Regions from separate parts of the Homo sapiens genome. Here all the other regions are linked to region 4. The links are chromatin contacts, found by Hi-C in ENCODE. All regions are on one chromosome and are shown on one strand. Each heading gives the region's core, a stretch centred on a gene start or an enhancer-like site at or near the end of the contact. The rest is flanking DNA. Distances are from core to core; before and after follow the strand shown.

What was found. A loop is a pair of places that touch in the nucleus more often than their neighbours do. Pooled maps may share reads with other maps.
Region 1: a loop to region 4 is called in a pooled map, with 9 times the contacts of the local background. The contact joins the promoter of ZNF649 here to the promoter of ZNF582 in region 4. A Hi-C loop is called at or near these places in 5 of 50 pooled maps.
Region 2: a pooled map shows a loop between it and region 4 (7-fold over the local background). The contact joins the promoter of ZNF175 here to the promoter of ZNF582 in region 4. A Hi-C loop is called at or near these places in 7 of 50 pooled maps.
Region 3: a loop to region 4 is called in a pooled map, with 6 times the contacts of the local background. The contact joins the promoter of ZNF480 here to the promoter of ZNF582 in region 4. A Hi-C loop is called at or near these places in 4 of 50 pooled maps.
Region 5: a loop to region 4 is called in a pooled map, with 16 times the contacts of the local background. The contact joins the promoter of ZNF347 here to the promoter of ZNF582 in region 4. A Hi-C loop is called at or near these places in 7 of 50 pooled maps.
Region 6: a pooled map shows a loop between it and region 4 (4-fold over the local background). The contact joins the promoter of ZNF614 here to the promoter of ZNF582 in region 4. A Hi-C loop is called at or near these places in 4 of 50 pooled maps.

The regions. Positions count from the first base shown.
Region 1 is chr19:51,903,216-51,907,538 of GRCh38, reverse strand. It overlaps ZNF649 (zinc finger protein 649), which reads left to right and starts at 2,522. Exons shown (of 5, transcript NM_023074.4): 1 at 2,522-2,625. RefSeq lists enhancers at 1-372, 1,256-1,880, 2,371-2,490, 2,209-2,753, 3,844-4,323.
Region 2 is chr19:51,567,946-51,572,617 of GRCh38, reverse strand. It overlaps ZNF175 (zinc finger protein 175), which reads right to left and starts at 1,335. Exons shown (of 5, transcript NM_007147.4): 1 at 1,143-1,335. RefSeq lists an enhancer at 1,614-1,673.
Region 3 is chr19:52,294,387-52,299,257 of GRCh38, reverse strand. ZNF480 (zinc finger protein 480) reads right to left here and starts at 2,089. Exons shown (of 5, transcript NM_144684.4): 1 at 2,035-2,089. ZNF766 (zinc finger protein 766) reads right to left here. Exons shown (of 4, transcript NM_001010851.3): 4 at 3,212-4,871. RefSeq lists enhancers at 1,858-1,907, 1,978-2,027.
Region 4 is chr19:56,389,967-56,394,941 of GRCh38, reverse strand. It overlaps ZNF582 (zinc finger protein 582), which reads left to right and starts at 1,408. Exons shown (of 5, transcript NM_001320371.4): 1 at 1,408-1,722; 2 at 3,110-3,198; 3 at 4,441-4,567; 4 at 4,846-4,941. The coding sequence starts at 3,190. It overlaps ZNF582-DT (ZNF582 divergent transcript), which reads right to left and starts at 1,266. Exons shown (of 2, transcript NR_037160.1): 1 at 889-1,266.
Region 5 is chr19:53,156,065-53,160,660 of GRCh38, reverse strand. ZNF347 (zinc finger protein 347) reads left to right here and starts at 1,608. Exons shown (of 5, transcript NM_032584.3): 1 at 1,608-1,652. RefSeq lists a silencer at 1,426-1,675 and an enhancer at 1,411-1,705.
Region 6 is chr19:52,025,776-52,030,102 of GRCh38, reverse strand. It overlaps ZNF614 (zinc finger protein 614), which reads left to right and starts at 1,724. Exons shown (of 5, transcript NM_025040.4): 1 at 1,724-1,861; 2 at 4,142-4,327. LOC112268244 (a long non-coding RNA gene) reads right to left here and starts at 3,704. Exons shown (of 2, transcript XR_002958414.2): 1 at 3,565-3,704; 2 at 323-2,991. RefSeq lists enhancers at 1,237-1,996, 2,467-3,237.

The DNA.
Region 1 (4,323 bases), core at 1,273-3,772, 4.5 Mb after region 4:
AAGTACTTAACAGGGTAATAGAATATCACAAGGCAAGTGGAGGCAGGGCGAGATCACAGGACCACAGGACCGAAGTGAAATTAAAATTGCTAATGAAGTTTTGGGCACCATTGTCATTGATAACATCTTATCAGGAGACAGGGTTTTGAGATCAACCGGTCTGACCAAAGTTTATTAGGCGGGAATTTCCTCTTCCTAACAAGCCTGGGAGCGCTATGGGAGACTGGAGTTTATTTCACCTCTGCAATCTCGACCATAAGAGACAGGTACGCCCGGGGGAGGCCAGTTCAGAGACCTACCCCTAGGTGCGCATTCTGTTTCTCAGGGACGTTCCATGCTGAGAAAAGGAATTCAGTGATATTTCTCCCATTTGCTTTTGAAAGAAGACAAATATGGCTCTGTTCCGCCCGGCTCACCGGCGGTCAGAGTTAAAGGTTCTCTCTCTTATTCCCTGAACAATTGCTGTTATCCTGTTCTTTTTTCAGGGTGCCCACATTTCATATTGCTCAAACACACATGCTGTACAATTTGTGTAGTTAACACAATTATTACAGGGTCCTGAGACGATATACATCCTTCTCGGCTGACAGGATTAAGAGATTAAAGCAAAGACAGGCATAGGAAATCACAAGGATATTGATTGGGGAAGTGATAAGTGTCCATGAAATCTTTACGATTTATGTTTACAGATTGCAGTAAAGACAGGCATAAGAAATTACAAAAGTATTAATTTGGGGAACTAATAAATGTCCATAAAATCTTCACAATCCATGTTTTTCTGCCATGGCTTCAGCCGGTCCCTCCGTTTGGGGTCCCTGACTTCCCGCAACAGCCTTGGTTGCATTTGAGCCTCTGAATATCTGTGTGGTTTGTGCAGTGAAGGGGTGGCCTGCCTCTCCACATCTGTGGGTGTTTCTCGTCAGGTGGGACGAGAGACTGAGAAAAGAAGAGATACAGAGACAAAGTATAGAGAAAGAAAAGTGGGTCCAGGGGACCGGTGCTCAGCATACAGAGGACCCGCGCCGGCACCGGTCTCTGAGTCCCTCAGTATTTATTGATCATTATCTCTACCATCTCGGAGAGGGGGATGTGGCAGGACAATAGGATAATAGTGGGGAGAGTGTCAGCAGGAAAACATGTGAACAAATGTCTCTGTGTCATAAACAAGCTTAAGAAGAAGGTGCTGTGCTTTGATATGCACATACATAAACGTCTCGGTGCATTAAAGAGCAGTATTGCCGCCAGCTTGTCTCACCTCCAGCCCTAAGGCGATTTTCTCCTATCTCAGTAGATGGAACATACAATCGGGTTTTATACCGAGACATTCCATTGCCCAGGGACGAGCAGGAGACAGATGCCTTCCTCTTGTCTCAACTGCAAGAGGCCTTCCTTCCTCTTATACTAATCCTCCTCAGCACAGACCCTTTACGGGTGTCGGGCTGAGGGATGGTCAGGTCTTTCCCTTCCCACGAGGCCATATTTCAGACTATCACATGGGGAGAAACCTTGGATAATACCTGGCTTTCTGGGGCAGAGGTCCCTGTGGCCTTCCGCAGTGTATTGTGTCCCTGGGTACTTGAGATTAGAGAGTGGTGATGACTTTTAACAAGCATACTGCCTTCAAGCATTTGTTTAACAAAGCACATCCTGCATAGCCCTAAATCCATTAAACCTTGAGTCAACACAGCACACGTCTCTGTGAGAACAGGGTTGGGGGTAGGGTTACAGATTAACAGCATCTCAAGGCAGAAGAATTTTTCTTAGTACGGAACAAAATGGAGTCTCTTATGTCTACTTCTTTCTACATAGACACAGTAACAGTCTGATCTCTCTTTCTTTTCCCCACAGTGCACTGTTGTTAGTGCTCCAACCTCACAGTGCAGGGGTTGAGGTGTCAGGAGAGGGAACACATCAGTGCCATTTCACTGTCTCCTGTGTCAAAGCAAAATTAAAATGCAGACCAGAATTCAAAAACTCCTGAGCAAACAAAACCCAGTAGGCCTTAAAAACAGCCTTAACCTTGCTTAACCTGCAAACATAAGCAACAATTCACTTGAGTCATTTCTGGTAAATGCTTGTGTTAGGGAAGGACAAAACTCAATCTCAACCGATCAAAAGTAGGCAACTCACATGCTATTATGTCATTAGGGACTTTCCAAGGCAAATTTAAAAAAATGCATTTTTATAATTGTAACTAATCAAATAATTTCTTTGTTTTACTCCTTCACTCACCCTGTGAATACTTGTGTCTAATGCTTTAAGCATAGAAGCGCGAGACTTCTTTTGGTTTGATGCTTCCTAATTCATGAATTGCTGTTTGTTCAGATAAACTCTAGAAAATGCTCCTGCGCCTCAAATTTTTGCTTTCAGGAGAGTCATCCCGGTTTAATGACACAAGAACAACTGTTTCCCTTCTGTACGGCAGATCTACCAAGATGGCCGCGCCCAGAGAGCCGTGGCTCAGGGCGCGGACATGTTACCTCCTCGAAGAGAAGCCCATGTCCCATCGTCCTAGCGCGGCAGAATTGACTCGCGCCCTCGTCCGCCGCCATAGGCCAGTGCCGGGGTTTAAGGGCCAGGAAAGGAAGCATTCAGGGAATTTAGGTGTAGCCAGAAGAAAATCAGGTGAGTGTTTGGGTCTCTCCGTGGAGTAGGTTAAAGGGGTAGGGAGCTTCTGAGGAGCCTGTGGGGAGAGCTGGCGGCCTGGGCGGTGGAGCCTTTGGGTTGGGGTGCCTTTGCGGTCCGGCGTGGGAGAGTTCTTGTGGTCGGGCGTTAAAGGTCTGTCGAGTTCAGCGACTGAGACTCGGCGTCAGAGTTTGGGGTCTCTGAGGGTCACTCTGTTAGTAGGCCTCTGGATCACTGGATGGAGAACTCTAGGGGGACGCTGCCCAGCACGCCGGCTTTATCACCGACGCCATTATTATCACTCCAAATGCTGCAGTTTAAAGTCGGTGATGAAGCCGGGGTGCTGGGCAGCGTACGAGGGTGTGTGGTGTAGGTTTTGGGGTGAATCGGGGATGTGTGTTAAGTGTTTCGGGGAGGCCCAGGCATGTGGGGCTCAGAGGCTTGTAAAATCTGGTATTTTACAAGCCCAGGCCCCTGGCTGGGGTTGAGTTGTGAAACTATAACCGCCCACCCTTGCCGGCTGCCTAGACAGAGCCGACTTGTTAAGACAGGGAAATTGCAATGGAGAAAGAGCAATTCATGCAGAGCCGGCTGTGCGGGGAGACCGGAGTTTTATTATTACTCAAATCAGTGATAAAAGAAAAATTGAAGCCGAATTAAATTTACAGGAGTTTCCTTGAGCAATGAACGATTCGCGAATTGGGCAGCCCCCAGAATCACAGCAGATTAACAGAGACTCCAGGGGTGCCTCGTGGTCAGAACAAATTTATAGACAAAAAAGGTAAAGTGACATACAGGAATCGGAAGCGAGGTCCAGAAACAGTGAGATTGGTTACCATTCGGCGTTTGCCTTATTTGAACGCAGTTGGAACATTCAGCAGTCTATGAGTATGGCCGCTGGGACTGGCCACCACTCAGCTATTGTTACAGGTGCATACGATTAAGTTCGGTTTTCAATTTTGTCTGTTAAGCTAGGTTGCAGTTTATCCACAAGGACTCAAATATAGAAGTATGGAGTCGTTCTCAGGCAATATTTAGTTTGCTTAAGCATCAGTCTCCTTGAGCATTTGGGGATCAAAGTTTCCTCCTATCCCCCAGACGGAATCTAGCTCTGTTGTCCAGTCTGGAGTGCAGTGGTGCGATCTCAGCTCACTGCAACCTCCGCCTCCTGGGTTCTAGCGACTGTCCTGCCTCAGCCTCCCGAGTGGCTGGGATTACAGGCGCCCGCCACCACGCCCGGCTAATTTTTGTATTTTTAGTAGAGACAGGCTTTCACCACGTTGGCCAGGCTGGTCTTGAACTCCTGACCTCAGGTGATCTGCCCGCCTCGGCCTTCCAAAGTGCTGGGATTATAGGCATGAGCCATCGCGCCTAGCTATGATTGTTACGATTTATAAGAAATGTATAATCGATCTTTGTCCTGTTTCCTGGCACATGTCTCCCAAAAGCCTTGGAACCTCTTCAGTAAACAGTGCCTTTTTGTGTGGCATTGAGATGGCTGGTGACTGGGGGCTTCTGGCTGGCCTTAGGACGGGGGAGGCTGGTTGCCAGGGCAACTAACCATGTCATTTGAGGGTTGGAAATTTTAGCTCTGCCTGGCAACAGGGAAGTTGAAGGTTGAGTTGATCACCAGTGGTTAGTGTTTTAATCAAGTATGCCCACATAATGAAACCAGCGTAAAAACTCAAAAGGACTGGT
Region 2 (4,672 bases), core at 86-2,585, 4.8 Mb after region 4:
CTCATGTACCCATACGTGGCCAGCTTCCAGAAACACCATTTCCTCTTTCTGTTGCCTTCATAGAACTCAGGCCGGGAGGTGGCTCTGTCTGGTGTACCTATTCTGAGCTTCTGGACTTTTCAGTCCCCGTCCATAATACACCACACACAGACCAGCCTCTTCTGACTAGAGCTAAAACTTAAAATCACTGTCCCAATCCCCATCTTGACACAGAAAATTTGCAGACATGCATCAGGGCCTCCAGTTACCATTTCTTGCCTGTCCACAATAAGTTGCCCCCACCGCACCTGAATGCAATCACTGACAGGACTGACTTTCAGAAATCCCCAATGAGTGTACTACAGGGCTGCCAGAAAGTTCCAAAATGCCTCCCAGTCACTGACATGGCACAGGCTTCTGAAATCTTTACTGCCCTGATAGCCAAGAAATGTTTCCCAGCGAGCACAATTTTCTGGTTTCCATAAAACGACAAATAATCCCCAACATAGGGGTCCAAATGAAATGCCCCAATAGGAAACCATCATCGATGTGCTCAACTGTCAATTACTGATCCTTACCATGTCCAAGGGACCCAAGAAGAGGCCAACACTGACCCACCCACCAATCCCTGAAGGACCCCAACACTCACTGCCTAGAAAGCAATGCATTCACCCTCACAAATCCCCATCATTGACCCCCTACGCCTCCAGTCAACTGGCTGCCATAGGCTACCCCTGGCAACCCCACTCTACTGATTCCTATAGGTTGCCCATCACTGGTCCCCTGAGAGTGTTACAGTGTGATCCTCAAAGTCCTCCAACCTCTGAAGCTCTTGGCTGCCAATCAATCACTGACTCCCCTAGTCCCACGGACAGTGAATCCCTTCCCTGAACGTCCTCCAGCACCATCCGCAAAGGCGCTCTTAAGATGCACGTTCACTGTCCTCAAGTTAGCAAGTTTCGTGGACCAATATAAAATCCGATATTAAAGTACACTTGGAATTTAAGTCACAAAAATACTACAAGCAGAAAATAAGCAAGAAAAGAGGGAAAATTAACAGGCTAATTATCCAACTAAAATTAGCAAACGCCACTTACCCCACAGCACCCATCACCCACCCCAGAAACCCCTCATCGCTCAGCCAAAACAAGCCCGTCACTCACCTCACAGCCTCGTCTTCAGCCGAGAAATCCCTTTATCACGCACCCCCACCCCCAACAAGCCCCTCATCACTCCCCCAAAGCCAGCCGCCCCTTCCTGACCCTACAGAACCCCCACTGCTAATATTCCCAATCACTTCAGCGTCCAGTAAGCGACATAGGCTTAGATCCACTTAACAACAGAAGCTAAATGGTCGCTCTAGGCCACTTCCGGTTTGGGTTACATTCCCGTTAGGATTTCCGTAGGCGCTGTTGAACCGCGCGCATGCCCACTAACACTTTTGAAGCTACGCTCCGCCAACAGTTATCATGGCGTATAACGGCGTACCTTTATTCCGCGGTTCATTCAACTTCAGAAACTTGGTAGGGAGGACGGCATGGCCGCACCCATACGGATTATGATATTGGAGGCCGCCATCGTCAAAGGGCTTTTATTCCGTACAGCCAAGGACAAATGGAATGTCACAGAGTAAAAGTCTTGGGTCCTACATTGGCAGGGGACCTATTCAATACTTGTGTATATATATTTCTAGGAGAAACTGACATGTATTCTGAAAAATACTTTTTCTCTATATTTTTCCCTCTGATTTAAAGACTTTTTTTTCCTGAATTGCTGAACAACTCACTGTCTTTAATAGCACTTTTGAAAATGTTATCTTTCTGAGAAATTGTATCTTTGTTATCCTTACACCATTGCTCTCTATACCTGGATGAACCTATTGATGAAGTAACCTACCAAGCGACCACCTGAAGAGAGAATTTAGGGCTCTTGGGACACTTCATTTAAAGAGAGGCGAATGAAAAAAATATAATCAAGTTAAAGGAAAAAAACACAATTACTGAGATCAATGTCAGCCAGCCCAACTGGGCAGAATTTTCAGGAAGAGGTTGTTCAATCAAATAAACAAAAATATATTCTAGAAGGTGAGTAATAGCAATCATAAAATTAAAAAAATGGCTGATTATGGGAAATAGGAGGCAGGGCTGAGTGAGGATCTGAAGGTGAAGATCTGAAATGATCCTTCTTTTTTAAAAAATAGTAATTTAAATATATTGCTTTCGTAGTTTGTGCCATTTTGTAGTTACCGATTTTACATTCTGTGTTCACAGCTTCTGCCACCCCATCTCTGCACTTAAAGCCACCATATTACTTTTAATTACTTCATACCTCATTTTTAGTCCATTTGAATAATAAAATAAGACTGCTTAGCCAATGAAGCATTTTTTTGAACATGGTTTCCCAGGAATAGTTGAGTTTTCACATTAGTATCTGAACCTAACTTTGTTACATGAAGCATGAAACCTGCTTTTATTTTAAAACATCAATTATATATTTACTGTAAGCAAATAGTGTAAAATCAATAAAAACACTTATCTTTATTATGTGAGAAAGTGTGACATTTTGTTTGAGTTACTAAGAAATTCCCCGGACTTAGAACTTTTGAATTTTCTCCACTTATAAATCTGAGACTATTCTTTACTGTGTCATAGGATTTACCCTACGGCTTTGGTACATTTTATTTAAAAAAAGGAAAATGCAGAGAGTGAAAATTGAGATAGAAGTAGGAGGCTTTAAGTACAACAGCCCCGCATGTGTATGTTCAGGGCAAGTTAAGGCGTCCCTCCACTGGGACATCTGTATATCTGTAGGATGAGGGGTAACTGCGCCCTCATACTCTTAGTGGGGCAGGCATACCCTAAGGTGACACCTACTGAGTCACACCTTGTACAAATCCATCCCTTTGAGTGCAAACGGAACCTGAGATTTGCTTCTTACCAACAGAATATGGCAAAAGTTATGGGACTTATCTCTATTATTAGATTATGATATTAAAATCTATGGGAACTTGAACATCATCTGCAAATACTGGAAATATTTCTCAGTTTCTAATTTTTACATTTCTTGCTTATTTTTCTGGTTTTACCTTGTTGGCTATAACCTCTTTAATAATGTCAAGTAACAGTGGTGACAGTGGGCATCCTTGTCTTGTTTCTGATTCAAATGAGAATGCTCCTGAATTTTCCTTATTTAGGGTGAGAGTTGGTGTTTTAATAGTTATCTTTTATCATATGCATGGTAATTCTAGTTGCTCCACTGCCTTATCAATACTTAGTATTGTTAGTCTTTTTAATTTAATATGTTTTAGTGAGTATCTCATAGTGGTATCTCATAGTAATTTTAATTTGCATTTCCCAGATCAAGCATTTTTTCAAGTGCCGAATGGCCACTCATTTATCCTCTTTGCTGAAGCAACTCTTCAAATCTTCCACCCATTTTTCATTGTGTTTTAAAATTATTGTGTTGTGAAAATTTTTTATATATTCTAAAAATAAGTCTTTTAGAGATATACATATCACAAACATTTTTCTTCCAGTCTGTGGTTGCTTTTTTATTTCATCTATTCTAATCTTTAGAAGTTTAAAAATTTGATTATGACATTCTAGAAGAGTTTTTTAAGATTGGAGTTGGCTATTCCTCAAGAAGACAGACAAAACTTTCTGACTATGAATCTTCATATATCTTGTGTAGATGAAAGTCAAAAAAGAAAAATAAAAAGAAAGAGAATTCTGGCTCTTGAAACTTAAATAAAGAGCTTCAAAATTAAAAGCCTTCAAAAAATAAAGACAAAAAGTCTTGTGCAGATGAAAGTCAAAAAAGAAAAAGAAAAACAATTCTGGTTCTTGAAACTTAAATAAAAGTGCTTCAAAATTAAAGTGCTTCAAAAAATAAAGACAACTGTTTGCAACTTATGAGGACTTCAGAATTTCAAATGCTTTGCTTTAAACTATGCCAAGAACTCTCATCCTGGCCAACTTCAAACCAGTCTACTGCCTTCATGACTCAACGCCTTATTAAATAATGATCTCAACAAGATGCCTGCCCTCAAAATATCTGATAGCAATTGTGCCTGTTTTTTTTTTCCTGGAAATCAAAGAAAGTAAACAACCAAGAGCATTAAAAGAAACTTTACCCAAAAAATATAGTATTGAACAGACCATTCTATATACAGAAATGAAACTGTTTATCACCTTCATTTATAGCTAAGGATAAATGCTCGCCCACTGACTAAAATGACCCTTTTCTTTCATATATCTCATTTTAAGCAAACCTATTCTAAGACCTCTGGTAAAAAGAGACTTCATCACTCTGAGATATAGGATTCAAAAGCAAAATACAAATTAACAGTTGTGATTCGCATCACAAGAAATTGTATGCTAAGGAAGTGTGCTGAAGTTTTCCCAAAGTTCAATTACTGATCTGTTCAAATGGATCCAATATTAAGATTCTAAGAACATCATTCTGATTCATTCATATTCTGATATTGCACCTTCCACAGAAGTAAAGGAAGAGGAGCCCTTGGAAATTGCATGTGGCCTGAAGACAAACTTTGGCCAAGCCTATGAAAATGAGATTCTTAGTCTGCTTAGGGTTTATGTGGGAAAATGGCTGAGGGCTTTGGCTGGAGGAATGAAGGTCACTGACAGGTTTTAATCAGGAGTGTGATCTCCTTTATTCTTGTGTCTAGAATGAC
Region 3 (4,871 bases), core at 840-3,339, 4.1 Mb after region 4:
GTTCACTATTGTGTTGACTGCAAGAGTAGGAAAAACACTTTGGTTTTCCTGCTATCTTTTACACTCGCCCACACCCTACCCCATCCCAGGAAAAGGAAAGTGGGTGACCCACACCTGAATGACTCAAGTCACTGACCTGTGCCTGAATAGGGAATGTGAGTGGAAGCTAAAGTCTGATGCCAAGAATTATAAAATGCACCAGCCTTACAGACAGGAGTTTTGCATATCCATTTTCATCTGTATTTTTAAAGTATATTTCATATTATCAAATTATAAATAGATAAATCAATGTCACAACTTAATCATAATATCCAATCAACTCACCGTTCATCTGCACCCAGGGTTCCCTCTTTTCTGGGTACTGTGTTTCCCTCCCTCATTCTGTACGTATCTCTCATTCTCACCTTCTTTCTCTAGCTTTTTTCCCCCTTTATTTTTCCCCTAAGATTCTGCTCATTTTGAGCCCCTCTCTTCTCCTGATGTTTCTCCCCTTCTTCCTTCTATTCCTTCTCTTCCACCTGTTCTGCTCCATTCTGGCAACTTGTTTCACCCCTCTTCCAAACTTTCTGCTCAATCTTTGATCATCCCATTCTCCACCTATTTGTCTCTTTTTTTTTTTTTTCCCTGAGACGGAGTTTTGCTCTTGTCGCCCAGCCTGGAGTGCAATGGCGCAATCTCAGCTCACTGCAACCTCCGCCTCCCGGGTTCAAGCAATTCTCCTGCCTCAGCCTCCTGAGTAGCTGGGATTACACGCGCGCGCTGACGCCCGGCTAATTTTTGCATTTTTAGTAGAGATGGGGTTTCACCATGTTGCCCACGCTGGTCTCAAACTCCTGACCTCACGTGATCCACCCACCTTGGCCTCCCAAAGTGCTGGGATTACAGGCGTGAGCCACTGTGCCCGGTCTTGCCTCTTCCCCTGACTCTACTCCCCCTCTGCTCTCTCTGTTAAATCCCTTCTTTTCTGTTACACCCCCTTGTCCCCACTCTCTGGCACCCTGAGATCCCAGGCCTCCACCTGCTGTGGTTCTCCCTCTGCTCTCGTTGTCACCAGCTGACTCCTCTTGCTGTCCCAGCACCACGCTGCTCTGTCTGCCCTGGCTCCAAATCCCTCCCCCTCTCCCCCACTCTCAAACTGAGGAACTTCCCACTTTGCTGCCCCTCTCACTATCTTGCTGTCCTTCATCTCTCCGGAGATGGAACTTTTCTCTGCATTTCTCCAGTTGCTTTTTTCCCCCTGCTACTTTCTCGGCTTCATTCGCTGTCTCTGCAAATCCTCCATCCACTCTCTACTTTGCCATCTGCTTACGGCTCTCCCTCAATCTTCTTTTCTCCTTCAAAATTTTTCTCTTTCTTCTCCCTCGCTCTCCGTCTCTCTTTCTGCACACATTCACATGGAAGGAATTGGGATCCGATGTCCACAAGCAGAACACCTTTTCAGTGGGGTGTTATTTGGCCCGCAAGAACACTGGATGTCAAGAGACAGAGTAAGTCACCTCCCCACACGCAGGGTTAGGAGAAGCGGTGTCTGGGAAGAGGAGGCCTGGGGAGTAGCGGGGCCCCGTATCAAGGAGGGTAAAGGTAGGGTCTGGATCAAGAGATGGGTGGCGTCTGCAGAATCCCAGCACTGGGCAGAAGACGCGGCTTCTCCTGGATTGAGATTGGAGCGCTGTGCTCCAGGGCCAACAAAGGCGAGGCTTGGGGGACCGCATAGACCGGAATCCGCCTAGCGGGGGAGGACTTTACGCTGTGCGGGGCGGATGTAAGCATCACTGAAGGACTTGAAACAGGAAAACTCCGCGACAGGAGGTGACTACATGGCCCTGTGGCAGAAGGACGGGGGACAGGACCCGCCGCCGAGCGATTTAAACACACAGGGAAGCGACCGCCTGACTCTCACGGAGACGCCTGAATTTGGTCGGGGTAGAGGGAGCGGTGCGAGGATTTCAAGGTCTGTGTGGCCCCTCAGATCCCGGGTACAGAAGCGCGGGGGAGTTGGGAAGCGCAGATTAATTTACACAAAGGGAAACTCACGCGCCGCGGCGTGACCTTCACTCCACGCGATCCGCTTCCGGGTTTGTGGGAAACTGCGCGCGCAGCGGAGGGGTCCGAGCGGGGCGGGGGCGGGGGCGGGGGCGGGGGCGGGGGCGGGGGCGGGGGCGGGGGCGGGGGCGGGGGCGGGGGCGGGGGCGGGGGCGGGGGCGGGGCGGAGTGGGGCTTGCGCTTCCCTCCGCCTCGCTTCCAGTGCCTCTGTTTTCCGGGTTTTGCCGGGGAGACCTGTCAAGGAGACTGGAGCAACTCAGCTGTCTCGGAACTGTACTCTTGCCGGGACTGAGCAAAGTCGGCTAATGATTAGATCCAGGAAAATTCCTGCTATTAAAGTTAATCTTAAGCCGACCGTGCGGTCGGGCACCTGTAGTCCCGGCTACCCCGAAGACTGAGGCGGGAGGATCGCTTGAGCCCAGGAGTTCGAGTTTACACTGAGTTATGACGGCCACTGCACTCCAGCTTGGGCGACAGAGACTCAGTCTCTCAAATAAATACATAAAAAACTAAATTTAGCAATTTAATTAAGCCCTGGGATTGTCTGTGAAAGCGACGCAAGTTAATACATGAACTGCAAAGCCCTGCCTGGGCAGAATGTGCAATTTCATGCTGACGGCCCACAAAGCAGAATAGAAATCCTCTCCTTTTCTATTCCCTGTTCTTTCGGGAGGGACAGAGGTAACCCTGTGCTCAGCTCCAGAGAGTTTTCTAGTGACAGCACCAGGGGCATGGAGGGCTAAGGCCAGTGAGAATTTAGGTCACCAATTGTTGGTTTTAAAAAAGCATTAACCGGGCGAGGTGGCTCACACCTGTAATCCCAGCACTTTGGGAGGTCAAGGCAGGTGGATCATTTGAGGTCAGGAGTTCGAGACCAGCCTGGCCAACACGGTAAAACCCCATCTCTACTAAAAATACAAAAATTAGCTGGGCATGGTGGCATACGCGTGTAATCCCAGCTACTCAGGAAGCTGAGGCAGGAGAATCGCTTGAACCTGGGAGGCGGAGGTTGCAGTGAGCTGAGATTGTGCCACTGCACTCCAGACCAGGCAACAGAACAAGACTCTGTCTCAAAAAAAAAAAAAAAAAGTCAAAAAATATGTTAATTTAACATTCTCAGGATTTTAAAACTACAAAATGCTGATGAAAGAAATCAAAGACACCCAGATAGAGACATATACAATATCAATTTATTGATAAACTCAACATAGAAAAAAATGTGAAATTACCCCAAATTGATACACAGGGTTAATATATTTACTATCAAGGCACTTCGTAGATACTGACAAGATTATCCAAACAATTATGTAGAAAAGCAAAAAACAAAACAAACCAACAGAAATCCCAAAAAACCTGGAATAGCTCAAACATCTGAAAAAAAAGATAGAGCAGCATGCTCCCGGGAGGTGAAGGTTGCAGTGAGCTGAGATCACTCCATTGCACTCCAGCTTAGGCAACAAGAGTGAAACTCCATCTCAAAAAAATAAATAATAAAATAAATAAATAAAATAAAGATAAAGGGTTGGAATCACTTCACGTTACTTCAAGTCCTCTAATATAGTGAAAGCATTTTTTCCTTTTTCATATTTACAATAAAACGTTTATACCTGCCATTGTCTTGTGCATACTCTTGTCAAAAAATATTGTCTCCAAACAACAGTCTCATTTTTGTGTCCCCTAAAATTTTCACTAGAGTGACATTCGGAAAAAATGTATTAAGCATAGCATCTGGCCGGGCATGGTGGCTCATGCCTGTAATCCCAACACTTTGGGAGGCCGAAGCGGGTGGATCACCTGAAGTCAGGAGTTCAAGACCATGCCTGGCCAACATGGTGAAACCCCATCTCTATTACAAATACAAAAATTAGCCAGGTGTGGTGATGGTGCATGTCTGTAATCCCAGCTATTCGGGAGGCCGAGGCAGGAGAATCACTTGAGCCTGGGAGGCGGAGGCTGCAATGAGCCAAGATCACACCGCTGCACTCCAGCCTGGGTGACAGAGCAAGACTCTGTCTCAAAAAAAAAAACAAACAAGCATAGCATCTGGATGCAATGTACAGAAAAAGAAAAAAGTAAAAAAAAAATATTATATATGTGTCTATACGTGCATATATAAACACAAAATATAATTTTATTAGAGTTGAAAATGAACCATGGAATATATTGCTTGATGCTGTAACGGGAAAATGACATTTCCATAGCTTTTGGAAAAATGCTCTTCTAGTAATATCATATTTATAACAAATATATTTTAATCATATTATATAATACATTATATTTATTATAAACCCACACACTAATTTTCATTGTCTACTATAAAAAGTATCTTAGGCAATTTTACTAAAAAAATTTCACAAGTGTTTTCAACAATCATATTGTGCAATGAGACCTGTATCTGTAACTATAAAAGGAACGTAAGATATTATCATGAAGAAAATCAGAGTCTTTCCTAACCAAGATGGCAGGAGCTTCCAGAGGAAGCTAGAGTTGTCCTAGAGTTGACTGCATTTTGTGATGTCTGAACACCAACGCCTTTTACACCTCTGCACTCCCTCTTCCTATTCTGCCCATCTGGTCAACTGAAAAATCCTCAGTGCCCACTCCTTTGGCACCAGCTGAAAGTTCAAACCACAAGTGGGCACCCCTGCCCAAGCCCTATCCCTTAACAATCATCATACCCCAAGCCAGTCACCTATGCCGATTCCCTAGTCATATTTGGACCAACCGGGGAAGTCTACCCTGCTCTCCCCAGAAAGCCTCATTATGGAGTAAACATTTTGAGATCACATTAGTGAATGGCATCATCATTCTCAATACCCAAACCAAAC
Region 4 (4,975 bases), core at 159-2,658:
TTTTATTTGACCCTCAGGACAAAGCTGCAAGCCCAGCATTACATTCTTCCTTTTATGGACAAAAAAAAAAAAACAAAACAAAACCGAGATAGGCACGAAGAAACTAATAAATGGCTGAAATGCTATTTGAATCCACATCTGTCTAATTCTAAAAGTGTGCTTTCCACCACATCACCGCACCTACAAGGAAAATGCAGCCTCTACCCTCTCCTGAAGAATGTGTAAAGAGGCAATATGGTGTGTTTTGGAAAAAGCATCTTTGCAGAAAGAAAGCATTAGCTTCAGTCATATTAGCATCCTTATCCAGCAGCAGTAGCATTATTTTACATATCAGTTACTCCTCCCCAACAACTCAATGAATTAGATGCCACAATCATCCTCACTTTCAAATGTGGAGACCGAGGCACATCTCTAAGACTGGAGTTCAGGCATTCTGGCTCCAGTCTTAGAGATGGTTAAGGGTTCACACTCTTAACCATTTATTACACCATAGAGCTCACCAGGTTTGAGGGAAACAGGATCAAATCAAAAGAGTCACTCAGGACTCCAGTCCTCACTCAAGGACAAACTGTTCCACCTCGGACAGGGAGAGTTTCCGCATTCTGAGACCCAGCATAACAGGTCCTGACCGGCATCTGGCACTCGGACTCCCAATCATACTGGATCACACTGGCTCGGGATGTGTAAAGTCCAGGGCTTCTCACATTTGATGACACCAAAGCCGCCTAAAAACAAGAGAGAATTAACAACTACCTACGGCGGTCTGATATTTGCCCAAGAGATGCCGCCCCATAAAACTCCTTTACATCTTTATAACGTTTTTATTTTGCGTTCTCCTTCATAACCCACATTTAACTCACCATAGATGTAATGTTTAAAATTAGTTACCAGATAAACTCTTACGCTTCCAAACTTTAAGGTTCCTTCGAAACCTTCTGGTAAAACTGTTGTTCCACGGAAATGGGAACGTAACGGATGAGGCAATCTTCCACAGCCGCACACAGTTGTGTATCCACCGCTAAACGGTCCCAGTCATACATTCAACGACCCACGCGGAGTCAGAAGCTACCACCACACACTGTCAAAATCACGCACACACAGTGACGGCCCCTTGCCCACTCGGTCACTCGCCCACAATCTCTCGCTAGAGAATCACACGCAGATAGCACACCCAGCACCACAGACCCCAGGAAGCAACCCAGGGACTCGAACACACGAACAGCACTCCTCCGCGCACTGCGCAGGCACGCCTGCGTCCGGCTCACCCTGAAACATCGCGAGATCCGGCTTCAAGGCCGGGCTGCTGCCTTTACGCCTAAAGACTATGTTTCCCGGAAGACACTGCGGCGCCGGCCCTATCATGGCGCAGCATCGGTGTGCTTTGTGCGTCTGCGCCATCTTCCGGCTGCGCACGGCGAATCCACCGGTACCGTGGTGGAAGCGCGCCCTGGGCTGCCGGGGGCGCGGCCGCGGTGGCACTTGGACCCGAGGAGGCGGCAGGTGAGAGGTTCCGGAGCTTTCCAGGCGCTCTGGGGTCCAGCAGGAGCTGGTGCCCGGGCCGGTTGGGTCTCAGGCCTGAGAAGAACGCAGACGTCTCGCCTCATCGTCGCTCTGTGGCTTTACCGGCGTGAGACTACATTTCCCGCCGGCCCTCGCGGCGTGCGCTTTCTGGCGCCCCCTTTCTGCTTCCAGCCTCATAGCCCAGGTGCATGGACCCCTTAGGTGGGTGCGCAGGGGTCTCCGACCCCCTGAAATTGCGGATGTTTTGCATTCACTGTTATGCGTGCCTTTTTTTTTTTTTAATCTGAGAGGAAATCTTGTTTCATGAGGTTCTCAGAGAGTTACAAGACCCCAGAAGACTTAGAACCGCTAGTTTAGAAAAACTTATACTTGGGAACATTTTATATGTTCAAATTCTATGTCCAGCAATGGGGAAACACTTGAGTGGATCACAGGCCATCCTTTGTAAATAGGATATCGTGCAGTTAATACAAATAATGCTTATAAAAGTGGTCATAATAAGGAAAAGCTGCCTATTACATCATATTAAGCAACATTCATAATTATTTCACTTACACGTTACTTAGAACCAAATGTTTGTAATGCAGTAGGCACCTTATATACTCCTTTACAGAGTACTTCTTGTTTAACAGTGAGCTCAAGAACTGGTTAAATGACAACACTGCGAATACTTGGGTGTTTTTTCTTCCAATTTTTTTGTTTTGTTTTGTTTTTAGCCTGTGTGTTAGTGAGTTTGACTTCTTTTTGCTGAATGTTCTCAAAGGATTCAGTAGTTAATATCTTTGCTTGTCAGTTTTTGATAGTCATTTTTGATAGTCACTTGGCATCCCATTATATGGCTGTGCCAAAAATGATTCAACCTCTTGGCTACTTGTGGACTTGCCTACTTACGTACTAATTTTCAGTTCTCCTATTTAGCAAATATTATTGGACATGCAGCTTTGTGCACTGCTGTGTCTCTATGGAAGGACACATTTATGTGCTGATAATGGAGCACTGGGCGTGCTGTGTGTAATTTGTCTCTTACTGTTCCTTCCAACTCTATCCCATTTGTTGATGCAAGGCATGCTCCATGAAGTGGCATGCACAAAGCCTCAGTTTGGGCTGTAGAGCTTTTTGTATATTTGGCGGTTGGGAAAAGAGCCAGGTAGACTTTCAAAGGTGTTATATTTGCTGCAGGAGAGAGTTAAATGGCCTAGTCCTGGAAAGGCTTTATTCTAGGCTGGGGCTATGCAAATGATGCAGGCCTTCTATGCTCCCTGGCTTGAGGGAAGCCCTCCTTGTCCTTGAGGTAACATGTGGGTCTCAGTCACTAGAACAGCCCTCAGCATCCCTGTCTTAGACTTGCATTTGCAGCAAAACAGAACCACTGGATGTTTAGGGGAAATGGGAGGGAAAGGACCACTGGTTCCCCTTTGCCTTGCAGCAGCTAAAGCTGGTTTCCTGGGGTTGGGTGAGGATCCCTTTGCCTCCCCCTCCTTCTCATTTTCTTGGTGGGCAGAGGGCAAGCAGGTGGGGACTTGTAACTTGGCATTCTAGGAACTGTGAGGCAAGCCTAGCCTCTCATGTTTGCTCTTTCCTCCCCCAGCTCTACCGTCGCAGGACTCTGCCCTTCCCCAAGAGAGGAACCAGAAGGAGGACCTATCAGCCCTTGAAATTCTAAAAGTCATGTCCCTTGTGAGTTTTTAAATCCCATAAATATTTGCTTTCCTTATCTTGAAACTTTCCACCTGGGTTCCATCCAGAAATTTGGTTCTCAGACTTTCCCATTTTAGGGAATAAAAGGACCAGGCAGGAGTCTCCTCTCCCATTGTCCTCTCCCCTCTGACAAATGCCCACAGATTTATTCTCTATAGCATTCTGCATCTCCTGATGGTTTTCGTCTGCTAGGAGGAGAAACTCATTTCCCTGTATGAAATGAGAGCATCCTTTGTAAGAACTGAAGTTTGAAGAGATGGAATGAATGCTTAGGAGCAATCACATATAGAAAAGCAGGGGAGGTGGTGTTGGTTGGTTTCAGTTTCAGCGCATGGTACAGTGTCCTGCTTTGGGAATGATTAATGATTGGATATGTAATTGAGGTTTGGCTGGGAATCCATCAAAAATTTGATGCCAGAATTAAAGTCTAGTTTGACGTTGGACAGAGCATTTGAATCTGGGACATCCTCCATTAGTTTCTTTAGCTTAAGAGGAAGAAAAGTACAGAGCTGAGGATGGTGAGCGATGTAGCAAGTGAGATGATCATCTAGGTGGGTGAGTGGTCAGGGCTTGGAAAAGCCTTAGAGATCTGATCCAACCTCGGGATCCAAAATAAGAGGATGTTTGAGTCAGTTGTTTCACTTGATAGAAAATTGTGCACTCAATAAAAGTTATCTCCATGGTTTTTCCCATGAAGAAAAATGCTTGTGTTATGTTCCAACATAATGATGAACTTTCATCTCCAAGAAATTCTTGACTTACATGAAAATCCTGTATCTAAGATAGAAAACATGTTTCCATAATTTTAAAAAATAAAATATTTGGGGAAAATCCATCAGAAATATTTTTTGTTGTTATTGTTATTCCAAAAGATAGAAGTGATAGGTCTCACCTTGAGAATTTATTGTATGCCAAGTATAGAGTGGGCAGTGTGCTTTATTACACTGTTTCTTAACAATAAGGAAAACTCCATTTAGCTTGATTTTAATTTTCATCCCAGACCTGTACACAGAGCATTGATTTGCAGTTAAAAGGAATGTTTGAGAACAATTTGATCATTCTGTTTTACTCATCCCCATTTCTTCTGTCACCTTTCACATTCAGTCCCACCCTTCTTGTTCAACAAAACAACCCCCCCTCCCGCAAAGACCTGCCCCATCTCCTTTCATCCCACTGTGAACCATTGAAATACATATATATCATACATGCCTGTCATTCCAGGGGTCAGAATTGTTCAGGGATGTGGCCATAGTCTTCTCCCAAGAAGAATGGCAGTGGTTGGCACCTGCTCAGAGGGATTTGTACAGAGACGTGATGTTGGAGACCTACAGCAACCTGGTCTCACTGGGTAAGGTGATCTCGTCTGTTAGTTTGGAGGTTATCCTTGGGCATGTTCCTTCCTGGTCAGTTTTTGGGTGCTTTTCAGTCTTATGATTGGTTGGTCATTTTTGAGGGGTTAAAGGGCGGCGCTGTCGGCTGAAGCTGCATCCCCCTACCCCCAGGCAACTGTCCCATCTTCCTCTGGCACTTCCTGCAACTGCCTCTCCTGCTTGATGACCAGGTCCTGGATCTGAATTCTGGGGCCCCCACACCATAACCAGGTGGCATGTTTCTTCTCATCTCCAGGTCTTGCCGTTTCCAAACCTGATGTGATCTCCTTCCTAGAGCAAGGCAAAGAGCCCTGGATGGTGGAGAGAGTGGTGTCTGGAGGCCTGTGTCCAGGTGAGTGAGGTATCATTGGGAAGGGAGCAGCCAC
Region 5 (4,596 bases), core at 359-2,858, 3.2 Mb after region 4:
TTATACTAACTCAGTGAAAATCTGTGGAAAAGTTTCTTACATAATAAATATGATTAAGCAGTTTTACTGGAAGGGCATTTCTCCAAAGGCTATGGAAATGTTATTTTCAGTTTATGGTATTGAGCAATATATTTCATGGTTTATGTTCAATTGTAGTAAAATTACTTTTTATTTTTTAATATGATTTTCCCTTTTATTTTTTTCTTTCATATATTGTAACCCAGATGAAACGTTTAATATTTTGTTAAAGTGAAAACTATACGGTGTATATAAATAAGGGTGTTGTTTGGAGATAAAATTGTGTGACATGAAAATGTACATAAGACAATAGCAGGTATAAACTAGGTTCTCTATAAACATGAAAAAAGGGTATCCCTGTGAGTCTTTAGTTCAGTCAATGTACTGGGATGGTACGTTAGAAATACTGGAAAACTATTCTTTAGGCGAAAATAAATCCAATTGTCATGTGGTGACTATTTTCCACACTCTGTTATCCACATCTGATAGAACATTAAGAAACAGAAAACAAAAAAATAGACCCAATATAGATTACAATTTTAAAATAAAAAGTACTGTGTCAAGTTCCCTTCAGAATGCCCATAAAGTGAATTTGAAATTACATGATATTTAGAAATTATTGATTTAAGCATATTTTGATGCAAAGAAAGATTATGTCAAAGTTGTTTGTGGTTAAGTCATTTCAAGTGTGGAACGGAATAACGAATATAAGCAAAAATAATGCAGTTTATCTCTATTTTTTAAAAATTCACATGGTTTAAATCAGTAGTTGACTGGGCACAGTAGTTCACTCCTGTAATCCCAGCAATTTTGGAGGCCCAGGCAGGAGGATTGCTTGAGGTCAAGAGTTGGAGACCAGCCTGGGCCGAGACTCCCATCTTTACAAAAATATATGTTTTAAAGAACAATAAAGCAGCCCTTGGTGATCTAACTTATCGGCCTTAACCTTCCCATGAATTGAGCACAGGCTTGACTCTTCCACTGGGGAGAATGGGGATTTGAAATGTAAAGGAGGTTCTGTTGGGCTACTGCATTAAATTGCATATCCGTCCAGGTAGGATGCTGCATTTCCCATTCTACTTTGAATCATCCTCAGAGATAATTTCCAGACATTTTAGTTAAATTAAATACATTTTAATTGCAGGAATTGCTGGATCCAATCGCCGTGCCTCGTGGATCCTCCACTAAGATCCCAGTTCCCAGACCGAGATCCCCGATTCCCAGATCCCCGTTCCTGAGCTGCAGCAGACTCCCTAGCAGGACTGGGTCCAACCCGCCGGCAAACAATTTTAACATAAACCGTTTTCAACTTGGTAAGAGGAAATCATTTTGGTTTCTATCATAAGTGGTCCACGTAAGTCTATTCTTTCACCTTAAAACTGCTTCAAATTGGAACGGTGCTCCCGGGGACATAGTGAACACTCCAGCGTTTCTAAACCGGGAAAAATGAGACTGCGGGCTAGGCAGGCTGAGGGAAGCGCAGACCCCGCCCCAGCTCCGCCCCAGCGTTTCGTCCGCAGACCCCGCCTCTCCCCAGGCCCCGCCCCCAGAGTGCCCGGGCTCTTTTCCGCGCACGCGCAGTTTTCTGCAGTTCCGGAAGCGGATCGTGTTGGGTGCGGGTGACGCCGCCGAGCGTGAGTGTCCCTCAGTATGGATTAAACTTGCGAACCGCCGTGCCCCGTTTCCGCAGCCAGTTCCCGGGCTCGCTACAGACCTTTTTTTTTTTCTTTTTTTTTTTTTTTGGTGAGACGGAGATTTACTCTTGTTGTCCAGGCTGGAGTGCAATGGCGCGATTTCGGCTCACCGCATCCTCCGCCTCCCAGGTTCAAGCGATTCTCCTGCCTCAGCCTCCCGAGTAGCTGGGATTACAGGCATGTGCCACCACGCCCGGCTAATTTTGTATTTTTAGTAGAGACGGGGTTTCACCGTGTTGCCCAGGCTGATCTCGAACTCCTGACCTCAGGTAATCCGCCCGCCTCGGCCTCCCAAAGTGCTGGGGTTACAAGCGTGAGCCACTGCGCCCGGCAGCTACAGACCTTAAGATCCCCGCACCGCGCCCTCCACCCCAGCTGACTCGCGGTGTGGGTTCGGAGTCGCTTCTCTTTGGGTTGAAGTAGCTCTGAGGCTTCTCCCTGTCCCCGGCCTTTCGCGTCTTCCTCCCGCTTAAAACCCTTTCCTGACCCCTCCTCCCGCCCCGGGCTTTTTAAAGTCCTCGCCCGCGAGGTGGATTCCCGCCCTGGGTGCCTCCCAGCCTCGCCCTCGTCGGCCCCTGGAGCGCAGCTCCTCAGCCCCGGTACCGGCGAGGCCGCGTCCTCTGCCTGGTCCTGGCATCCTGCAGACCCCACCCCTCTTCTAAGGCGCCGTCGCCCCGCCACCTCCCTCCTCCTCGTGCCGGGCCCTGCTGCTCCCCAGGCCTCCCCTTCGCAGTCCCCGCTTCTCCTGAGCCCGCGCTGGGGAGGTGCCCGGGGCCTGTCCTGTGACACCCGGTGTTCTTGCCTGCCCAGCTCCAGCCCCTGGAAAATGCGCTCCTCCAAGATGCAGGCGTCTTAGTCCAAACCTTCCTGTGAATGTGTGGACCAAGGGGATTAGCAGGTAGAGAAAGGGGCAGAGACAGAGAGAGAAGTAGAAAAACTGAGAGGAAAGAGTGAGGGAAACCCGTAACCAGATGGCAAAGTAGAGGATGGGCGAGGGATTTGCAGATGGTAAGAGAAGGAGCTGAGAAGGCAGAAGGAGAAAAGCAACTGGGGAAATGTAGAGAAAAGCTCGATGTCCAGAGACATGAAGGACAGCAAGGTAGGGAGAGGGCCAGAAAGTGGGAGGCTCCTCAGACAGAGTCCGGGAGAGGAGGAGGGATTTGGAGCCAGGGCAGACAAGCAGCGTGGTGCTGGGACAGCAAGAGGGGACAGCCGGTGACGAGGAGAGCAGAAGGAGAACCACAGCAGGGGGAGGCCTGGGATCTGGGGGTGCCAGAGAGTGGGGCAAGAGGTGTAGAAGGGAAGAGGAGATTCAACAGAGGGAGCAGAGATGGGAGAAGAAAGAGGCAGAAATATATGGAGACTGGGGACAATGAAAAGACTGGGGAGAAAGAGGAATCAGAGTTGAAACAAGGCCCCAGAATGGGACAGAACAGGTGCAAGCGGAGGAAGAAGGGGAGAAATAGCAGGAGATGAGAGGGGCTCAGAACGACGCGCAAAGAACCAGGGGAAAAACACAGAAAATAAAAAATAAGCTAATGTGAGAATGAGAGCTATGTAGAGGATGAGGGAGGGAAACACACAGTATGGAAGCAAGAGAGGGACCCTGAGTCCAGGTGAGTGGTGCGTTGATTAGATGTGATGATGACATTGTGACATTGGTTTCTGGGTTTAAAATAATGCAACACATTTAAAATACGTTTACTTAAATTATGCAGTTGCAAATGAGAATGGAAGAAACTCCTTTATGTAAAATGCGTAACACGTGCATTTGACAATTATTAGTATTAGGGTATAGCTTCATTTGCAATCACTATTCAAACCAGAGGGCAGTGACTTCGCTCATTTAGTTTTGAGTCCACCCACTTCCCTTTTCCTGGAATAGGGTAGGGTGTGGGCGAGTGTATGAACTAAGAGGAAAAAATATTTTTCCTTTGATTTTCTTTCCTGTCACACTCAATACAACAGGGCACATTCTACACAGTGTCTCGCCTCCACTCACGAAAATGTGTGCGGATTTCTCCCACCAACAACCCGTTCTCTATCAGACACTAACTGAGTGTCGTATAGTTTAACTCAATTCTGAAACTCTCTACCTGGAGTTAGCATCAGATCCCACTGATTGAGGCTCAGTTCCACGAAATTGCCCCCGCATCAGGTGCCAGTTGTAAGTCTCCCGTTGGTACCTGAACTTCTGAGCGACCAGCTATACACTGGGGATTCCCTTGACATCCCCCTCCCCACCACCTCAGGTTCTATTAATTTGTGAGGGCGGCTCAAAGAACTCAGGGAAAACACTTCACTTAGTTTACACATTTGTTATGAAGGATATTACAGAAGATACAGATGAACAGTCAGAAGGAAGAGCTGTCCTAGAAAGTTAATCAAAGCCGAGGAGGGGTTAAGAGAACCACAGTATTTATCAGGTCACTCAAAAGTATAAGTGACAGTTACCACTGGCATACTGTGTCTGAAGTGAGGGGCAGTTTTAGACTGAGCTCTGAACCTGTAGCACCTCGTCATGCAGTCTTTTTTTTTTTTTCTTTTTGAAACAGTCTCGCTCTGTTGTCCAGGCTGGAGTGCAGTGGCGCAATCTTGGCTCAAGGCAGCCTCTGCCTCCCGAGTTCAAGCGATTCTCCTGCCTGCCTCAGCCTCCCAAGTAGCTGGGATTACAGGTGTGCACCACCACATCCAGCTAATTTTTGTATTTTTAGTAGAGACGAGGTTTTGCCATGTTGGCCATGCTGGTCTCTAACTCCTGGCCTCAAGTGATCCTCCTGCCTTGGCCTCCCAAAGTGCTGGGACTACAGGCATGAGCCACTGTGCCCGGCCCATGCTGTCTTGTAGATAATATCAGAGTTGAATGAAATTGTAGGACCCCCGC
Region 6 (4,327 bases), core at 475-2,974, 4.4 Mb after region 4:
GAATCACCTTCCTTGTCCCGTGAATCAGCACAGCCTGCCACGGCAAAGTTTTATCAGCCCACTCCTGGAAATGATCAGTGAAGGTCCCATCATGGGCTGCTCATAGTCCTGTGGACCAGGTGCTAAACTTACCTACCAGAGATTAACATTCCAGATGAACGGGGCTGAAATTTAATCCTGGATGGAATATGTTATAACACTCAAGAAATACGAACATGAAATTCTTATTCTCTAGAAATTACAAAACGTAAGTAAAATGAAGAAATTTTAAGTCACCATAATTGTACGGAACAGTCAAATATTGTTAGTATATTCTCCAGAATTTTTCAAATGCATGAGCATATTTATTTTCTGAAAGAAAACAGCCTATTTTGCATTTATCATGCCATGAACTTATTATACATCATCATACCTATTTTCTAAGATCAACATGTTTTATAATATATTCATGATTATGGTACAAAGATAGTAAAATTAAGTATAAATTGGGAATATTTTTCAAGTAAAAACATGGCATTCTCTACCTATGAACACAAACAATATTAATTCAAACTAAATGTCTTGTTTAACCAATCACAATTTTCCAAAAGATGTTTATGATTTCTTCCAATAACAAGACCATAAAATATATACTATCCTGCAGATCATTTTTTTGTCCTCTGACAAAGTTTTCTTTTTTATAAAACAATTGTAGCATATTCTTTTAAATTGATATATACTCTTACAGTTCAGCAGATGTTCCATAATTTACCAAAGTATTCATCTCTCATTGTAATTCCCTTTTTTTGTAAATTACAAAAGTTGTGGTTAATATTAAGACAGATTTGCCTAGATAGCTTTTAGAATTGCTGTGTCAAAGAAAACGAAAAAATTAAATTGGCTCTAGGTTGCCTTCCAAAAATACAATATTTACTTAAATCTTCTACAGTTACAACGCCAACATCTGCAAAAATAGAACTAATATTTTTTAAGTGTGACTTTTTAAAAAATCTGGAAACATTGCAAAGTAGGATGATCGCATTCTAATAATTTCATATTCTTAAGTGCCCCACTGTCATCTTCCTTTACTTCTGGAAGGAAACATGTAGATATTAACACAGTTGCACCTTCACCTCCTCATCCCCTTCCCCACTGGCAGTGGTTTTAATAGCAAGCCCCATGTGGGTATTAGCATTTAATGGAGCATCACTCCTGTTCTCGGCTTCGTCCATTCAGTCAGAGTCTAATCTAACCCACAAAAGCCTTACCCAGCCCAGAACCCCCGCCCTATCCCCAAATCTAACACTTTCAGTGACCACTGGTTTTGGCAACTCTGTGACCGCTTCCTGGCCAGCACCGTGACTTCTTCAAACCTTGTTTATTTTTCCAAATTGTCCTGGATATGAGCATCTTCTCTGCCGTACGGCTGCTGCCTTCCTCTAAGATGGCCGTGCCCATGGTGCTCCAGCTAAGGCTCCACTCTCAGCTATAATGGGCACAAAGGGCGCCGCCATCTTTTTTCCACAGCAGGCTGAATAGAATGCCACTGCGCCGTGTTGGCCTTGGCTGGGCACCCGACTCTTGAGTGTCCCTTGCAACGAAGAGAGAAAGGCACTGAGGTGACTAAGAGTGATTCCCACAGCCATTATGGCCGCTCCTGTCAGAAACGCTGCGATGGGCGCAGCCCTGTGACCTCATAGAGCGGCGCCCGCAGTCTGAACTCGCGATCCCGGGCAGGCTCCGTGGTCCTCGCCTCGCTTCACGGTCTTTACCGCTCAGCTTCCCGGAGTCCGCGCAGGAGCGCGTCTGAATAGGAAGCGTTTTCGGACGTGGATGCGGCGTTTTGTCGCTGCCAGTGGTGTCTGGAGAGGTTCGGGCTCGGGTGAGTCGAGTTCTGGGCATGGACTCGCGGCCTGTGGGTCTGTGTACCGATGGTGCGTGGAGCGTCCTGATTGGGGCTGTATTTGAACGCAGTCGCTGAGGAAGCGGGGCGTTAATGACGGGTCCTTTGGCTGTAGGGATGAAGAGTCTGAGGAAATCAGCGACGAGTCCGACTCTGTCTGGGTCTGGGGCCCTTGTGAGTCACCCTTTACGGGTGTTGGGCTGGGGGACGGTCAGGTCTTTCCCTTCCCATGAGGCCCTATCTCAGGCTATCACATGGGATATTATCTTTCCTGAAGAATATAACATGTGCTCTTGAAAAAAATGTTTATTTTACTGCTGTTGAGTGCAGTGTTAAATGTTCGTTAAGTCTAGTTGGTTGATAATGTTGTTCAAGTTTTCGGTATCCTTGCTGAGTTTCTATTTGTTTTCTTTATTATTGCAAGTAGGGTAATGTAGTCTTCAATTATTATTGTTGAATTGTCTAATCCTCTCTCATTCTGTTTTGCTTCATACGTTTTTAAATTATCATATTCTTATATATACACCCTTATATTATTATTGCCAGCCATTGTAACCATTGTTGCCACTCACCTAGGCCTTGGTGTCCAGAGTTTTATTGGATATCAGTTAACACACACACACACAATTGACTGCCTATGAGGCTGACTTCAATCTCCAGCTCCTCCAGATATCAAACTAATACCACGTGGTCCAAGGTCTCCCACAGTAAATCACATTATTAGGATAGACAATTTGGCATGGCTTAAATTGCCCTGATAACCAAAGACAGTTTTATCAAGCAGCGTATTCCAAAGGCTTAGAGTTTGCCTCATAGGAACTGTGGGCAAAGGACAAAGCTCTCTTGGGTAAAGTTACTCCTTTAGCGCATAATGTGAAATGAGACAGTTCTTGTGATTTGCTTAGTACATTGGTCTTGACACGAGGTATGTATACCCAAAGAGCTTACAGAGACTTTCGAACCAGTACATGGGCACACGTGGTTTTTAAAGACATTCTTGGAGCCTTCCATGTGTTCTCTTTCCTAAAATTGATCTGTCTGAGAATTCACCTTGAAGGGGGCCACCCCTCCACAACCTGTGGGTGTTTCTTGTCAGGTGGGATGAGAGACTGAGAAAAGAAATAAGAGACAAAGTATAGAGAAAGAAAAGTGGGCCCAGGAGACCAGCACTCAGCATACGGAGGACCCACGCTGGCACTGGTCTCTGAGTTCCCTCAGTATTTATTGATCACTATCTCTACCACCTCGGAGAGGGGGATGTGGCAGGACAATAAGGTAATAGTGGGGAGAGGGTCAGCAGGAAAACATGTGAACAAAGGTCTCTGTGTCATAAATAAGTTTAAGGAAACGTGCTGTGCCTTGATGTGCACGCACACAAACATTTCGGTACAATAAAGAGCAGTATTGCCACCAGCATGTCTCACCTCCAGCCCTAAGGCGGTTTTCTCCTATCTCAGTAAATAGAACAGACAATGGGGTTTTACACGGAGACATTCCATTCCCAGGGACGAGGAGGAGACAGATGCCTTTCTCTTATCTCAACCGCAAAGAGGCCTTCCTCTTTTACTGATCCTCCTCAGCAGAGACCCTTTACAGGTGTCGGGGTAGGGGACGGTCAGGTCTTTCCCTTCCCACGAGGCCATATCTCAGGCTATCATATGGGGAGAAACCTTGGACAATACCTGGTTTTCCTAGGCAGAGGTCCCCGCGGCCTTCCGCAGTGTATTGTGTCTCTGGGTAGTTGAGATTAGAGAATGGTGATGACTTTTACCAAGCATACTGCCTTCAAGCACGTTTTTAACAAAGCACATCCTGCACAGCCCTAAATCCATTAAACCTTGAGTCAACACAGCACATGTCTCTGCTAGCATAGGGTTGGAGCTAGGGTTACAGATTAACAGCATCTCAAGGCAGAAGAATTTCTCTTAGTACAGAACAAAATGGAGCCTCTTATGTCTACTTCTTTCTGCATAGACACAGTAACAGTCTGATCTCTCTTTCTTTTCCCCAGACACCTGCCTCTGAGGCATTGTGCTGTGCTGGTTCTGCTTTCCCACCTTCTCTATAATAGTCATGCCACTTCTACTTCACAAAAGAAAGGCATAGATTTCACACATTTAGAACCATGAAAACCTCTGAGGCAGCAAATAAAGGAACTGTTAGAAATATTAGGGTCTTTTATTTAAGGTAAGTGCAGAGCAGCAGTGACAATGTCTGGACCCAGGGTTAATGTACACTGAAAGCCATTTTGTTTATCAGTCCTCAGGTCCTGGCTCCCAGAAGCAAAATAACTCAAGTGAAGCAATGAAGGAAGAAGAAGGAGGTTGCTGGCCTTGGATATCATAATTTCTGGGGACAACTTTAAGTGGACACTAATATTTCTGACTAGGAAAACTTCAAAAACTTCATGGCAAATGCAGAAGAGACAAAGACGTATAGTCCATG